Linked DNA regions of Homo sapiens: region 2 is linked to region 1. Evidence: chromatin loops called from intact Hi-C (ENCODE). Cell type or tissue: heart right ventricle. All regions are shown on one strand. Each heading gives the region's core, and the rest is flanking DNA. Links, peaks and the distances in the headings are about the cores only.

What was found. Hi-C counts contacts between places; a loop is a spot of excess contacts. Peaks named below come from ENCODE experiments on the same cell type or tissue, not always from the same donor. Only the 100,000 strongest peaks of a DNase experiment are listed, where the experiment ranks them.
Region 2: it touches region 1 in a loop (2.6-fold over the local background); 7 of 110 quality-filtered maps call a loop at or near these places.

The regions. Positions count from the first base shown.
Region 1 is chr7:28,268,768-28,276,659 of GRCh38, reverse strand. No RefSeq gene overlaps it. Among named protein-coding and RNA genes, the nearest start is that of JAZF1, 92 kb to the right of the region's middle. In heart right ventricle, for the core only: a CTCF peak has its summit at 4,106 (motif pointing right); a DNase peak (open chromatin) is centred at 4,119; H3K4me3 peaks cover 487 bases.
Region 2 is chr7:28,102,054-28,109,945 of GRCh38, reverse strand. The region is part of intron 1 of JAZF1 (JAZF zinc finger 1); the gene reads left to right. Among named protein-coding and RNA genes, the nearest start is that of JAZF1-AS1, 74 kb to the left of the region's middle. In heart right ventricle, for the core only: no CTCF peak of the experiment used is centred there; no DNase peak of the experiment used is centred there; H3K27ac peaks cover 2,500 bases.

The DNA.
Region 1 (7,892 bases), core at 2,909-5,408:
AGGGAAATGCAAATCAAAACTATGGTGAAATTTCATATACATTAGGATGGCTATAATCAAAAAGGTGGACAATAACAAATCTCAGTAAAGATATGAAAAACTGGAATGCTCATGCATTGCTAGTGAGATTGTGAAATAGTACACTGCTTGGGAAAACAGGCTGGCAGTTTCTCAGAAAAGTTCCTCAAAAGATTAAACGTAGTTTCCAAATGACCCATTCCAGTCCTAGGTATATTCCCAAGAGAATCGAAAACATATTTCCACACAAAAAAACTTGTATGCAAATGTCCACAGCAGCATTATTTATGATGGCTAAGACGTGAAAACAATGTGCATGTCTACCAACTGATGAATGGATAAACAAAATGTAACATACCCATATAGAAGAATATTAATTGAAGTTTTGATACACGCTACAACGTGGATGAAACTTGTAGACATTGTGTTAAACGTAAGAAATCAGACACAAAGAGCTACATATTACATGATTCCATTTCCATAAGATGTCCAGAATAGGCAAATCTATGGAGACGCAAAACAGAATGAGTGACTGCCAGAGACTACAGAGATGTGAGAAGGAAAAATCACTGCTGACAGGTACCTTTTTGAGGTGATGAAAATTTTCTGTAATTAAGTAGTGATGACAATTCAACGTGTGAACATATTTTTTAAAACCCACTGAATTATGTACTTTAAAAGAATGAATTTTATGTTAGAGGAGTAATATTTTAATAAAGCGGTTATTTTTTAAAACTATGTATATGTTTCAGAAAAAGAAAAACCAGAATGAGAAAAATTTACTCCAATTCTAACACTACAGAATCCCTGCAAAATTTATTTTCTATAAGAAATAGTTTTCTTTTATAAAAATGAAACAACTGAAGAGACTGTGTAATTTGTCAATTTATAGTATAAAAATGATCCGATAACTCCACAAACCACTCAAATGAACTGTACATGGAAATGTTGCATCCAGCAGACCCTGAGGGTCCTTGCCCCAGACTTCAGTACACATTAAAATGAAGATTCCTAGCCCAGGTGCAGTGGCTCACGCCTGTAATCCAGCACTTTCGGAGGCTGAGGCGGGCGGATCACAAAGTCAAGAGATCGAGACCATCCTGGCCAACATGATGAAACCCCGTCTCTACTAAAAATACAAAAATTAGCTGGGCTTGGTGGCACACACCTGTAGTCCCAGCTACTGGGGAGGCTGAGGCAGGAGAATCGCTTAAACTCGGGAGGTGGAGGCTGCAGTGAGCCGAGATCACGTCACTGCATTCCAGTCTGGTGACAGAGCGAGATTCCGTCTCAAAAAAAAAAAAAAGAAGAAGCTTCCCCAAAAATGCACTTACACACTGGAAGATCAAGGAGTAAAGAGTCATGATGTCTACAATTTATTCTCATATTCTTCAGCAATAACAACAATATTAATAAATATCAGTATTTATATAGAGAGAAAATAAATATAGCAGTAGTAACTAGTGAATCTGGGTTGTGGATATACAGCAATTTATTACATTATTCCTGCAGACTTTCTCTAAATTTGAGTTTTGCTTTTAAGATAAGAAGTGCAAAAAGTAATAAGGTGATTATATACAGTGACTCTCATTTGGAGGAGCCTAAAGCAGGGTCTCTCGAATTTACTATATGTATCCACCTGTTACCTGAGAAATTAAGTGGGGAGGTGGCAAGGGGCAGTAAAAGGAGCGTCCACACCAATATCATCTTCCCATTCCTGGTTTCTGATGTGAGTTTCTTGGTGATCAGTGCTATTTGAAGAAGAAAACGTATCCTACCCTAACTAGTAACTTAGAAGGGGCCCAGTCCTCACTCTCCATCAATTAAGGCACCAATCTGGAGTGCTGTCATATGCGCTCACATTCTAGTTTCTTCTCTTGTTCCTTTATTCCAAAATTATGTTTTAAACAGTTAATCTAAGTTATAAAAAATTTATTCCTATATACATAAGAGAATAACTGAAAGGATACCCACTAAACTGGCAGGGGAGGAGGGGTGAAGAGAGGTGAAAAAGGGATTTCTACTTTTTACTTCAAGTATTTACACATTCTGTGTTGTTTTTATGTGCTTCAATACTCATCATGAACATGGACTAGTTTTATAATATTTTTGAACCTGATTCTCTGGCAAATTGTTTTATAATTTTTTTTAAAAAATGACTGCTCAAGTGGGATGGAATTGTACAATCTCTATTAATTTACTTTCAAATATTTCAACAAAGGGAAATATTAACTAAATGTGGCCAAATCTTGGTAATTATTGAATCTGGATGATGGACATATGGCCATATTGTACTCTCTATGTATATTTTAACTTTTTATAATGAATATTATTTAAAGGACCATTGTAAAAGAAATGTTTAAAAGCAGGAGAATTAAGGGAATAAAAGTTGAATTCATCCACAAAATTATATGAGCAATAATTTTGGTTTTTTTTGTTGAGACAGGGTCTTTCTCTGTTGCCCAGGCTGGAGTGCAGTGGCTCAATCACAGCTCACTGCAGGCTCAACTTCCTAGGCTCAAGGGATCCTCCCACTTCAGCCTCCCAAGTAGCTGGGACTATAGGTGTGCACCATCACACCTGGCTAATTTTTAAATTTTTGGTAGAAATGGGGTCTCACTATGTTGCCCAGGCTGGTCTCAAACTCCTGGGCTCAAGCAATCCTCTTGTCTTGGCCTCCCAAAGGGCTGGGATTATGGCATGAGCCACCATGCCCAGCATTGCTGTCTATTTTTGAAAAGCATTTAAGGGTATTAGAAAATGCTTATTCTGTACCAAGCGTTGCCAAACTTTCTGTAAAGGGCCAGACAGTAAATATTTTAGGCTTTATAGTGCTATAGTGATATGGTCTGGCTGTGTCCCCACCCAAATCTCTTCTTCAATTGTAATCCAAATTGTAATCCCCACATGTTGGGGGAGGGACTTCATGGGAGGTGACTGAATCATGGGGGTGGTTCCCCCATGCTGTTCTCCTGATAGTGAGTTCTCACAAGATCTGACGGTTTTGTGAGGGGCTTTGCTCTTTACCCACTTTGCTTCATTCTTCTGTCTCCTGCCACCTTGTGAAGAAGAACATGTTTGCCCCCCCTTCCACCATGATTGTAAGTTTCCTGAAGCCTCCCAGCCCTGTGGAACTGTGAGTCAATTAAACTTCTTTCCTTTATAAATTACTCAGTCTCAGGTATGTCCTTATAGCAGTGTGAGAATGGACTAATACATATAGTCTCTGCCACAACTACTTAATTCTACCACTGTGCTGCAAAAACAGCCACAGAAATATATATAAATGAATATACATGTGTTCCAATAAAACTTTATTGACAGGAACTGAAATTTGAATTTTATGTAATTTTCACATGTCAGGAAATGTTATTCTTTTTTTTCAACCATTTAAAAATGTGAAACCATTCTTAGCTTACAGGCAATACAGGCCCACAGAATGTGGACTGGATTTGGTCCACAAGCCATATTTTGCCAGTCTCTGCTCCCATCTGAAAACATGTATCATATATACAATGCAAAACTGTATATTTCATTTTTCTCTGTCAAAAAATATGAAGAGGAGTTAAACCCTTAAATAGTAACTATCTCTGGGTGATGGGGTTATAGATGACTTTTATTGTCTACATTATATTTTTCAACATTTTCCAAATATCTTAAAATAAATATATTTCTGATAAATAATGTTTTTTAAAAGAATCCTTTCACTATCTTCAAAAAGAGACAGGAAGACAAAACATGGAGATTAGGAGATTGCCCATCTGTCTTGAATGTCTTCTGGAGTCCAGATTGGATTAAATAACTTCTGAGGATTTCCTTCCTGTTCTGTGATTCTGTCTCCTCACACAATCAAATGCCTGTAACATAATTCTCTTTAATTTGGAAAGCAATCCTCTCTCTCGCTTCTCTCTGAAAGTAAATTTCCGAAATTAAGTCCGTAGGCTGAGGGACCCCCTTTGCCATCTGGGCAAATGTAATTAGCAACCCGTCTGGTGTTCAGGGAACCAGGCAGCCGCGCTCTTCTCAAACCAGCCTGGAAATGCAAAACGCAGTAGCATTAAACACGCACTCCCCCAGAGGAAGGAGGAAGGCCACAAGGGGGCAGAGAATCTGCAACCCAAAGGAAAAGCAGGTTTCGCCCCAAATAGAACATACTCTTTTGTAAATTGCCCAATTATCTAAATGTCTTTCAGAAACCAAATTAAGAATGCTATAAAGACTTCAATTTGTTCACATAAAATGGTGATTCACAAAATTGAGCATGCCTTTTTCTTGGAGCCTAGATAACTAGGGTCTTTCAAAAAGGTCGAAGCAAATTGTGTTTTTTGTTTTTTGTTTTTCTCTATGGTAAAGGATCAGGAAAATTTATACATTTTTCTTTTCAGATGGAGTTTTTTTTTTTTTTTCTAGCTCACAAGCAACCATTGCTTTACAAACATAGTCTGTTTTATTTTTTCCTATATAGCAAAACACAACCAAATCAAATTTGAAGGGGGAAATTCCTGTTTATTATAACTCCCTCATAAAAGATCCAGGAATCAAATAGAAAAGTATAAGGGATATGGACAAAGGAATCTCCACTAAATCTGTTTAATCATATAAGTCACTCTAATAAAATAGCTAACATTGTCTCCTAATTCACACATTTAAAAGTAAAGATTTAACTTTTGCCTTTTCCAAGTAACAGATAATGAAGAAAAACAAATAATAATTGTACCTACCACTTATTCAGCACTAACTGCTCAAGAAAATACTTTTCATGCACTTTTTAATAATCACCACTACCCCAGGTGTAGATAATATTATTACTCCATTTATTTAAATGCAAAAATTCATCGGCCCATCTCTCACCTGGACATTCCTAACTCAGACCTATTCATATGCACACCCTGCTCTCTTCAATTTTCCCACTAAAAAAGAAGGAATCTATGCAAGCATTCTTAGATTAATAAACATAATTCTTCATAAATATGAACAGACAACCTAGGTTCACAAGAACAAAACACTCTTGGCCTTATTTCTACCTCGATTTTTCACCTTTCCTTCACAGAAAAACTCCTCAAAAGATTCTATACTTTCTGTCTCCAGTTTCTGTTTCTCATTTCTTTAACTTTTTAAATTTCTAATTATGATAAATACACATAACATAAAACGTACCATCTTTTTAGTGTACAATTCAGTAGTGTCAAGTATACTCACATTATTTTGCAGCCAATCTCCAGAGCTTTTTCTTCTTGCAAAACTGAAACTCTTACACCCATTAAACAACTCCTCATTCCAACATTGTACTTTCCATCTCTATGAATTTGACTGCTCGAGGTACCTCATATGAGTGGAATCTTACCATATTTATAATTTTGTGACTGGCTTATTTTACTTAGGATAATGTCCTCAAGTTCTATCTATGTTGTAGAATGTGTCAGAATTTCCTTCCTTTTTAAGGCTGAATAGTGTTTCATTGTACGTATATGCCACATTTTGCATAGCCATTCACTCATTGATAGACATTCACGTTCTTTCTAGTTTTTGACTATTATGAATAATGCTGCCAGAAACATGGGTGTACCTCATTCTGTCTTGAATCCACTCTGATCAGGTTTTCATCCCCATGACTCCTCTAAGACTACTCTTACCAAGGTCCCAAATATCCTTGATGTCACTAAATCCATTTAATGTTTCTTAGTCTTCATATTGTCACAGAATTTTTAGGGTGTTGCTTTTCTGGCCAGAAACCTCTGTGGCCAGTGACACCTTTGCCCGAGTTCTGCTCAGGCCCGCTGGACTCATTCTGTCCACTCAGCCTGGCAGGTTTCCTTTGACTCATGGTACCAGCCTGGATCCCACGCCTGCCAAGGGAGACTGCGTGGAGCGGTAGGGGGTGTGTAAGCGAGTATGGGGTCTGGCCACCGCACAGTCATATGTGCCAGCTGCTGCAGCGGAGCGGGCAGCTCCAGGTGCCAGCACAGGCGCCAGCTCTCTGCAAGGCTGCAGCTGGACCAGGTGCACCGCAAGCAGCTTCCACAGTTGGCACCAGGGAACACAGTGGCACCCTGAAGCTTGGAGATGCCAGGAACCTCAGGGACCCAAATACCACTGCTATCAATATTACTTGGCCTGTCATCAGCATTTGACATTCCTTGATTCACTTGCCTCACTTGGATTGTAGGACACCACAGTTGTCTGGTTTTTTCCCCTACTTTCCTGGTTGGTCTTTCTTGGTCCTTTTTCTGGTTCCTTCTCATTTTCTTGATTTCTAAGCTTTAGAGAGTTCCTGGGCTTAGACTTTAGACCTCTTCTCTTTTATATTTTTTCCTTAGTAATCTCATCCAATCTTATTGCTTTAAGTACCATTTCTATGCCAACACTCCCAAGTTTATATCTCTATTCTAGATCTCTACCAGAACTCCAGACTCATATATGAAACCACCTACTGGCCATCCCCAAACGGGTGACTAATCACATCAAAAATTAACATGTCTAAAACTGAGCTCTTGACTTCCTCTTTTCATTTCACAAACCTCTCTGCCCATAAGCCTCCTTCATCTCAGTTCCTTGCAATTCCATCCTTCCAGTTGCTCAGGCCCATTTGGGGTTATTCTGAACTTTTCCCTTTCTCTCACACTCCCCATCTAATCCTAAAAATCCTGTTGGTTCCACCTTAAAATTTAAAACTATAGATGTAGAAAAATGTGATAACTTCTCACCATCTCCATTGCCACTACCATGCTTCAAGCCAATTCATGTCCTGTCTGTATTACTGAAATAGGTTCCAAGATGGTGCACTGATTCTACATGTACCTCCTTGTCATCTATTCTCAACACAGAAGCCAAAATGAGTCTGTTAAAACATAAGCTAAAGTGGTCATTCCTCTGGACAAAATACTCCAGTGGCTCCCCAACTCATTCAGAATGAAAGCCAAAGTCCTTATTTTGACCTACAAGACTCTATATAATCTGGTCCTCCATGCCTCTCTGGCCTCATCTCCTAGTCTGTCCCCCATTGCTCACCAATGTAGCCACTCTGCCCCTCACTGTCACCTGGAACTCAAGAGCCCTTAGGGTCTTCTCACCTACTATTTTCTCCATGTAATGTTCTCCCAAATATCTGCCTGTCTAGATTCTTCACTTGAGACGCCTACCCAAAATTCATCTAAATGAAGCCTTCTTGGCCATCCTATCCAACTTTTCAAACAAACAAAAAACCCATAACCCAACACTTCATACTTTATATCCCACTTATTTAATTTATCTTTAAAATTTGTCATCATATAACATATTATATATTTGACATACTTATCTTGTTTATTCTCTCTCTCTCCCTCTGCTTCTCCCTCATGTAAACTCCATGAAGGGGATTTTATCTACTTTGTTTACTTCTGTATGCCCAACATACAAACAAAGGCTAGAGAGAGTATGCATTCAATATCTATTCACTGAATGAATAGAATAATTGACTAGATAAAATATGAATTAATAAACAAAGATCAACAAACATGCAAGAAAGCAAGACACTATGAGTGAGAGTTCACAGAAACCACAAAAAAAGCATATTTAGAACCCCTTCTCCAAAAGACCTCAGATATTGAAGTTATCCGCACAAAATATAACCATATGGAAATGTTTCTTAAATTCAAAAATGAAGTATTTACAAATAAGCAAGGAAAAAATATCAAAATGGCCAGTCAGATTCATAAAATAATCAGATTAGATTTTTAGTAAAAACATAATAATTGTTAAAATGTTAAAACTGTGAATCGGTTAAACAGAAATTAGACATAGCTGAAGAGAATATTAGTGACTTATTTTATACCACATACAAAAATTAACTCAAAATCAATCAAAGACCTAAACATAAGAGCTAAAACTAAAAATTT
Region 2 (7,892 bases), core at 3,635-6,134, 170 kb after region 1:
AACTTCTCGTTGGATACTACTACTTTTTTAAATTCACTTAGGCTGTTTAGGATTCAAGTCTTCATATGCCCATCTCTTTTGGCTTGGCTGATTCTCTCTTCAGTTGTTGGCCCTGTTTGGCCTTCGGGAGATGAGGCAAGGTGAGTGCCCTCCATCCCCGCAGTCTCTCATGGCTAATACTGAACAGGGGTTGGCAGAGTGGGTGATGGAAGGACCATTATTTAGCAGCCTATTGACAGAGTGAGTCCCAGTTCAGCCATTCACTAGCTCTATTATCTAGGACTAGTTAATTTGTACAAACCTTAGTTTCCTTGTGTGTAAAATGAGTTAAGTAATAGCCATTTCACAGTGTTGAGGATGGATTGAGATGGTATAATTGGAAGTGCTTTACAGTATTCAGTGCTATTGTTATTACAGATGTTTTTTTCCTGGGCAGGTGGTTGATATACCTTGAGAGAGCGTTTATGGGTTATCAGATGAAATATGTAGGCATGCGGCGTATCAGTTACCTGAATAAGGAAGAGGATAGGCTGGTTTTTAAATTATTATTTTTTTAAATTTCAATTTTATTTTTCCCCGCTTTATTGAGGTATCACTGATGAATTAAAAGTGAATATATTTACCATATACAATGTGATGTTTTGATATATGTCGACATTGTGGAATGATTACCAGAAACCAGCTAATTAACTGACCCATCACCTCACATAGTTATCTTTGTGTGTGTGGTGAAAACATTGAAGACCAGCCCTCTCACCAGCTTTCAAGTATGTAAAACAGTATTGTTAACGATAGTTACTGTGCTATTAATTACATCCCCAGAATTATTCATCTTATAACTGGAAGTTTATATCCTTTAGCTAATGGCTTCCTATTCCTCCTCCAGCCATCCACCCCCAGCCCCTGGCAACCACCATTCTAATTCTACCCTCTGTTTCTATGAGTTCGACTTTCTTAGTTCCCACATATAAGTGAGATCATACAGTACTTGTCTTTCTGTGTCTGACTTTTTCATTTAGAATAATGCCCTCAAGGTTCATTCATGTTATTGCAAATGGCAGTTTCCTTTTTTTATGACTGAATAATTTCCATTGTGTATGAATACCACAATTTTTAAAATCTGTTTATCCATCGATGGACACTTAGGTTGTTTCCATGGCTTAGCTATTGAGAATAATGCGTCAGTGAACACAGGAGTGCAGGTATCTCTTTGAGATACTGATTTTTTGTTCTTTGGGCATCTATCCAGAAGTGGGGTTGCTGGATCACACAGTAGTTCTGTTTTTAATATTTTGAGGCACCTTCGTACTGTTTTTTCCATAGTGGCTATACCAGTTTACATTCCTGCCAACAGTGCACAAGGGTTTCATTTTCTCCACAGAGGACAGGCCCTCCTTGATCAGGCTGCCTCATGGGATGATCAGATCCGTAAGAAACTGAGCAAGTGAATGTTAGAGGAGCAGAGAGAACTGGCAGGGAAGAGTAAAGACAACATGAGTTGTTTTGATTATAGAGAGATGAGCTTGGAAACCAAGGGCAGGGGCTATCCTGCCACCAAAATGTAATAATAGGAGCACCATGACGAGGCTCCTCATTTGAAACTAGGATGCCAGTGACCTTGGGGACTGAATGAATTTGGCATTGCTGGAAGGGTAAGCATGAAGAGAGGTTGGAAGGTTAATCCAATCGGGGCATTAACTGGGCCTGGATATGACTGTCTCGACTAGGAAAATGTAATGCCAAGTCCAGTGCCTGGCAGAGCAAGGGCTGAGGAAATACTTGTTGAGTGACTCAGTGGGTACAATAAAGATAGTGCAGAGAACCAGTTGCAGAATTGAGGTTGTGTTGTCACACTGCCATCTGGAAAAGCCTGTCCTCTGAAGAAGAGAGTTACTGCATCCCACCCCCCAGGTCTGATCAGTGGGCCTCTGGGACCTGGGAGCTCATTGTTTTAGCCGTGATGGAGCAAATGCCTTCTGAGCTCAGGGAAGTGAGGCGTGCCTGGGTGTGGTGCTGGATCCTAAGCCTTTACGCTTATGTCTCTGGTTTCATTTGTAGGCCACCATTTATTTTGGTTTTAATAAGTCATCTCTGTGAAAATGCTTTAGGTCCATCGTAGGGTCTGTAAAGTGGAACTCCGTATGCATTCTCTGGCAGTAAACTACATTAGATATGTGTGTCTAACAACGGAAATGGTGTCTCTGTGTATTCTTTCCTTTGAACCACTATTGAATGGCATTTTGTTCTGATAATGTTGTAACCTGTGAGGTCCTTATGTCCTCATTTTGTGTATGTGCCTTGGGTTGACTACGTTCACTTAATTTTGCCTTGTTTCTGTTGGTCTGCCATGGTGGCCTCTGGCTTAGATAGCTACAGTGTAATTTTTGGCTTGAGAAGTTGAAGCCCATGGAGACACTAGATTCCTATATTCCTGGCTGTTTCATGCTGTATGTCATGAAACACATCTCCAGTTTAGGTTTCATCAATTTGGAGGGAGAAGCACAGTGAGTACAGATACTGAGAACATTCTCAGCGCCCCAAAGCACTTTAGTAAAGTACATCTGATACCAAGGTGTTCCTGGTTGTATTCTCCACAGGTGACTTGCCTCAGCTACTATATGGGCTCACATTTCTGTAGTAGGTCATGGTTTTTGAAATACACAAAAGTGCTTCAAGAGACTGGTTGTAAAACTCTGCCCATGATGAGAAATACCTTCAAGATACTTCACTCACTAAGTGCTGGAAACGTACTCTAGTGGGATGTTTGTGGATTGGTTGGTGTTTGAGGGACAAATATAAAGCACACCTGTAAAACTGGGAGAATCAGGTGGCAGATTAATTCGATGTTGGCAGCTTGAGTCATCAAAGCTTAGATGCTTCTGCTGCAATTAGGAATTTGTAGTCACTTTGTTCCCTCTTCCAGAAATAAAGAACCGAGGTATAATTTACATAATTTTCCTGAACTCAAAATCTGTGAGGAACCAAGGCAGTCCTGTAACTAACTCTCAGATTCCTCCAGTTCCAGCCTTGTGCTAGCCCACTAGACCATGGGGCCTGCATGGAAGATGAAAGTGTAAAAGTCTGAACCTGTGTTTCCTAAGTCAGTGGAATGCTGTGTCTCTTGCTTATATATATAGTACAGTATTTCCTATCGGGGTGCATGGTGCTCACAGCTGAAAGGAGTATTTATATGCAGCCTTCAGAGGTATGCTTGGTATGAAAACCGTAAGTGATCTGCCTCACTGGTTTGTTTAAAATTCTCAAGCATATTGCTATCCTAACATAGCTTTTATTCACTGCATCTCCTTTGCAGTGGAGGGAAATGACCATATGGTGAATGAAAAATATACTGGACTTGATCCCCATAGCAAGAAAGGCCTATAATGTTTATGTTAGAAGGTGATCCTGTGTTTCTTCTGCTTGGCAGAAGGCTTGGGTGTATAATGAGGTATTAACACGTGTCAGATCCTGTGTCTCCCTAGAACTCGCTGTTGTCTTGTAACACTTGAGTTCTATTTATTGAAATGATGACATGTGGTAATTGGGACGTTGCTGCTCAGCAAGCCAGGTGCATGTCTGCGTCAGAGGTTGTTGGGAGAGTGGCTATTGGAACATTAACTCCAGATTTCCTGACTTTTGTGTGATGAAAATATCAACCCCAATGTGGAGTTAAACCAATACCAAAAGCAAGTGAAAAGAAAAACCATTGCTCTTCGGAAGGAAAAATGCCACATCAACAATACTAGGGGATTTATTTGTAATCCTTTGGTCTGATATGGATTCATTTATTTTCTCTAGTTTTACTATCATAAATAAAGCATTTTAAACGCTGAAATAACCTGTAAGACAGCATTCACAGTGAAGGTTATTCTTGTTACCTACTGAAAACCTCCACATGTGCTTGGATTGGATCCTAGCAGAACCGATCGTGAGCTTGCCAGTGTGTCATCCTTAAAACAGTTTCCCATGCTACCTCATTTTTCTTGGGAATATGTTGTTATTCCTGGAAGAGAGTCCAAATGCAAAATAGCTTTTTGTTTGTTTGGTTTACTTTTAATGAAGAAAGAAGCCACGGTTGATGAGGATGAGATGCTGTGTGCTCATCGAGTCACTTTGATAAAGTGAGAAATGAAAGCTTTTTCTGTAGCCGCTTGTATAATTCTTTCTGATAGACTCTTCCTCTTGCGTCTGTGGTAACACAGACTCAATGCAATGAGATGAGAGGAGCAAGTCAAGCTTGGTATGTTGCTGACAGGCAAAATCTTACAATTAAGCTGATTAAGTCTTAAATCGGTCAGTTTCCCACTTTGATATTAGGGTATTTAACAGGATATAATTTTATAAGTTGCTTCTTTCTAAAGGAGCCTTAGGGTGTGACGAAGGAAATCCTTTTGTCAAACTAAAAGGTGAACTCAGTGCAGCTGCCTTCCTATCAACTCTGCGCATTCCTGAAATAGGGCAGGCATTGCTGCTGGGCTCAAGTGTCCCAAGGTGCAGTTTTATCCACTCGAAAACCGTTATGTGTTCAGCTCAATTAGATTAATTACCTTCCTCACCAGGAGTCACAATGCTTTGCAGTTTATCTGCGGTAACTAAATGTTAGTTTTGTAAGTAAAAGGTACTGTTATTGACCTCGAAAGGGCTATAGTTCCTTTGAACTTACAGAGAAGAGTTCCAAACAACTATTTCTAACCAAGATGGAATATGGGTCAGCAAAATTGTCTTCAGGTAGAGTTTTCTACTTGCCAAGAGACTTTGGCATTGAGAGGAGAGTTCTTGTTTGTTTTTTTTAACTCTGTATCATTTCTGTTTGGTGTCTCTAAAAAAAAATCCGGACATGTCATAACCTAACATGCAGTTTTCTGTATCTCCTAGAGTTACTGGCATATTTTAAATACTCTTGGTTTCCAGATGAAGATCTCTGAGCTGAACCCAAGCTATTGTCTATTGAGAGGTCACACAGAAATCCACCTCGGGTGAGACATGGTTGTTTCATGAGGGCTAAGCAAAAGTCAAGGGCAGAGTCTTCTACCCTGAGCTGCCTTAGGTTAAGTGGTATACTATTTCTGATGCACAGTAAAGAAAGAATAGGCACTGTTTGCACTCTTCGGTGATGACGTTTAATCTTTTAATCTCCCCTTATTCTTCCCCATGGGAAGACAAAAATGGGAAGATTCAGATAATTATTTGTAGGGTTGGACATTGAGTGGGTCTGCGAACCTAATACGTTCCAGAATCCTAATGTTGTAGGAATTCTCAGTTACCAACCTTGGTACTGAAATAAATAAAGTAGGAGGGAGGTGGAGAATCACAGGTCAAGCATGAATAAGGCCACATCTGGCAGAACTGGGACATATCTTCAATACAACAGTGATAATAGTAACACTATCCACATGTTTATCTAAGTGACAAATTATTAAGTAGTTACATTTACATTCCTTATTTTGTGGGCTTCTTATGTAACTCAGACATGTAAGGGCAGGTTGTTAAATCCTATTTGTTTATTCAGTAAACATTTATTGAGTGCCTAGTATTTGCCAGGCCCTGTCCTAGGTACAAAGGATACAATTGGGAACAAAACAATAAAGAAATCCTGTTTTTGTGGAATTTATGTGTTAGCTGTAGGGAGACAGACCACAAATAAATGAAGTGAGTGAAACAAAAGTTATGTTGGGAAATGAAACTGCCATGGAGAAAAGTAAGATAAGGAAAGTGGAGAGGGGGAGTGTGGGGTTGTCACAGTACTACCTAGGGTGGCTGGGGAGTCGCCCCAGGGAGAAGACATTTGAGTAATGACCTGCAGGAAGTGGGAAGGTGGCCAGCTGGGAGAACAGCATTCCAAGTAGAGGGAACAGCTCGGACTGGGGCCCTGAGGTGGGAGCCTGCCCGGTGTGCTGGAGGAACTGCAGGGAGGCCAGTGGGGCTGGAGTGAGTGAGAAAGAGGGCAGGGGGAGATAAGGTCGTGGTGGGCACCCACGTAGGCCAGTTTGCGCTTTTGAGGCATTTACTCTCTGGGAGATGGGGAGCCAGTGGCCCTTGAGAAGAGGAGGACAGGATGGATGAATGGGTGCTTTCATAGTGTGACTCTGGCTGCAGTGTCTCGAGTAGACTGGAGGGGACAAGGGTGGAAGCAGGGAGACTGATTAAGAGGGGATTGCAATAGTCCAGTAACAAGATAACCAGTGGTCCTGGTCCAGGTGGTAGTTGTGAAGGTGGTGGGAAGTGGTAGAGTTCTGGGTAGATTTTAGAGATAAGGTCAACAGGTTTGGTTTAGGTATGAGAGAAAGAAAGAAACCAAGGATGACTCCAGAGTGGTTGACCTGAACAACTGGAAGGATTTGGTTGGCATTCGCTAAGATGAGGGTGACTGGCTGGAGGAAGTTTTGGAGGAAGATGGAAATCAGGATCTCTGTTTTGGCCAGGTTAAGTTTGCGATGCCTGTTGGATGCCAAATGATAATCTTCAGTGGGCAATTAAAAAAAAATATTTTAGAGATGGATCTTGCTCTGCTTCCCATGCTGGAGTGCAGTGGCTTTTCAGAGGCGCGATCATAGTACACTACAGCCTCAAACCCCTGGCCGGCCTCAAGGGATCCTCCCACCTCAGCCACCTAAGTAGCCAGAACTATAGGTAAATACCACCATGCCCAGCATCCAGTGGGCAATTTTTGATATTCACTTCTGGAGTTCAGGAGAGAGGTCAGGACTGAAGATAGGCATTTGGGAATGGTGGGCATTAAAACAATAGACTGGATGAGATCCGGGAACCAGTAAAGGAGACCAAGAAGGAGGGACCACCGAGGTGGAAGGAAAAGCCAGGAGGGAGTGACCTGGAAGCCAAGGCAGAGTGTTCCAAGGAGAAGGGACTGGTCATCCCTAGCAAGTGTTGCCACTGGGGCAAAAATGGTTACATCAATCGGTCGTAAGCTGAGGCCCAAGATGAGTGACTCACCGAGGGCTGTGGCTGGGGAAGAGCTGAGTTAGGGCTCAAGGTCAAGTTCACTTTCTCTCTGCCATGAGAGTCCTCTGGCTGTGCTTGACCTTTGAGTGCTGTTTTATGTCATCGTGTTCTTTTGCATTGGAGGTGGTATTGTGTTTGTACTAGTTCTGATATTTTAGCAGCAGTATCTTATGATTTTGTTTTTCAGTATGTATGAAAATTTTGATTTCTCATATTTTTATATAACTATGGAGTGTATGCTCACTATAGAAAAATTAGAAAAACAGAGAAGCAAAAGGAAAGACAAAGCTGTTGATTGTAGTTAAACCACTCAGAACCTACCATGTTTACAAATCAGTATATGTCCTTTCAGACTTTTTTTCAACCACATATGCAGACATTTTTTTTCAAAAAATGAATTTGTGCTAAATATTATATACCCCTTTTCACCAACTATGTATAATAAGTATACATTGTTGTATTTTTTTCTCAGATAGTGCCTGGATATTTATGATATGGTTTGCAAGGTCATGGTGATAAGAAATAACCTAGGGACTGCCAATGAGAACAAGCCCAGAAATCAGAGAGTGATACTTATGGGAATCGTTTCTATTCACAGAGCCTTAAGCATGCTCTGGGCGCTATCGCCAGGCATTTTATTCACAATATGTCTTTTAATTCTCACAATAGTCCTGTGAGGTGTAGCTGTTACTGTTTCCACTTTTGTAGCAAATGCCCTAAGAGATAAAGACATTTGCTTGTGGTTACCTTGCAGCAAATGTTGGAGCAGGGATGGATTTGGTCCATCTCTTATCTCTTTCTGTGTTTCAGATTTGAGCCCAGGCTAAGCTGTCCCTCCAGCTGCCTGCCTCTGCATTGTCCCTTGGGGGTGCTGGGCAATCAGGGTGGTGGCACAGGCTGGGAGGGGTTGTTGGTGCCCTGCCTCCCACTCA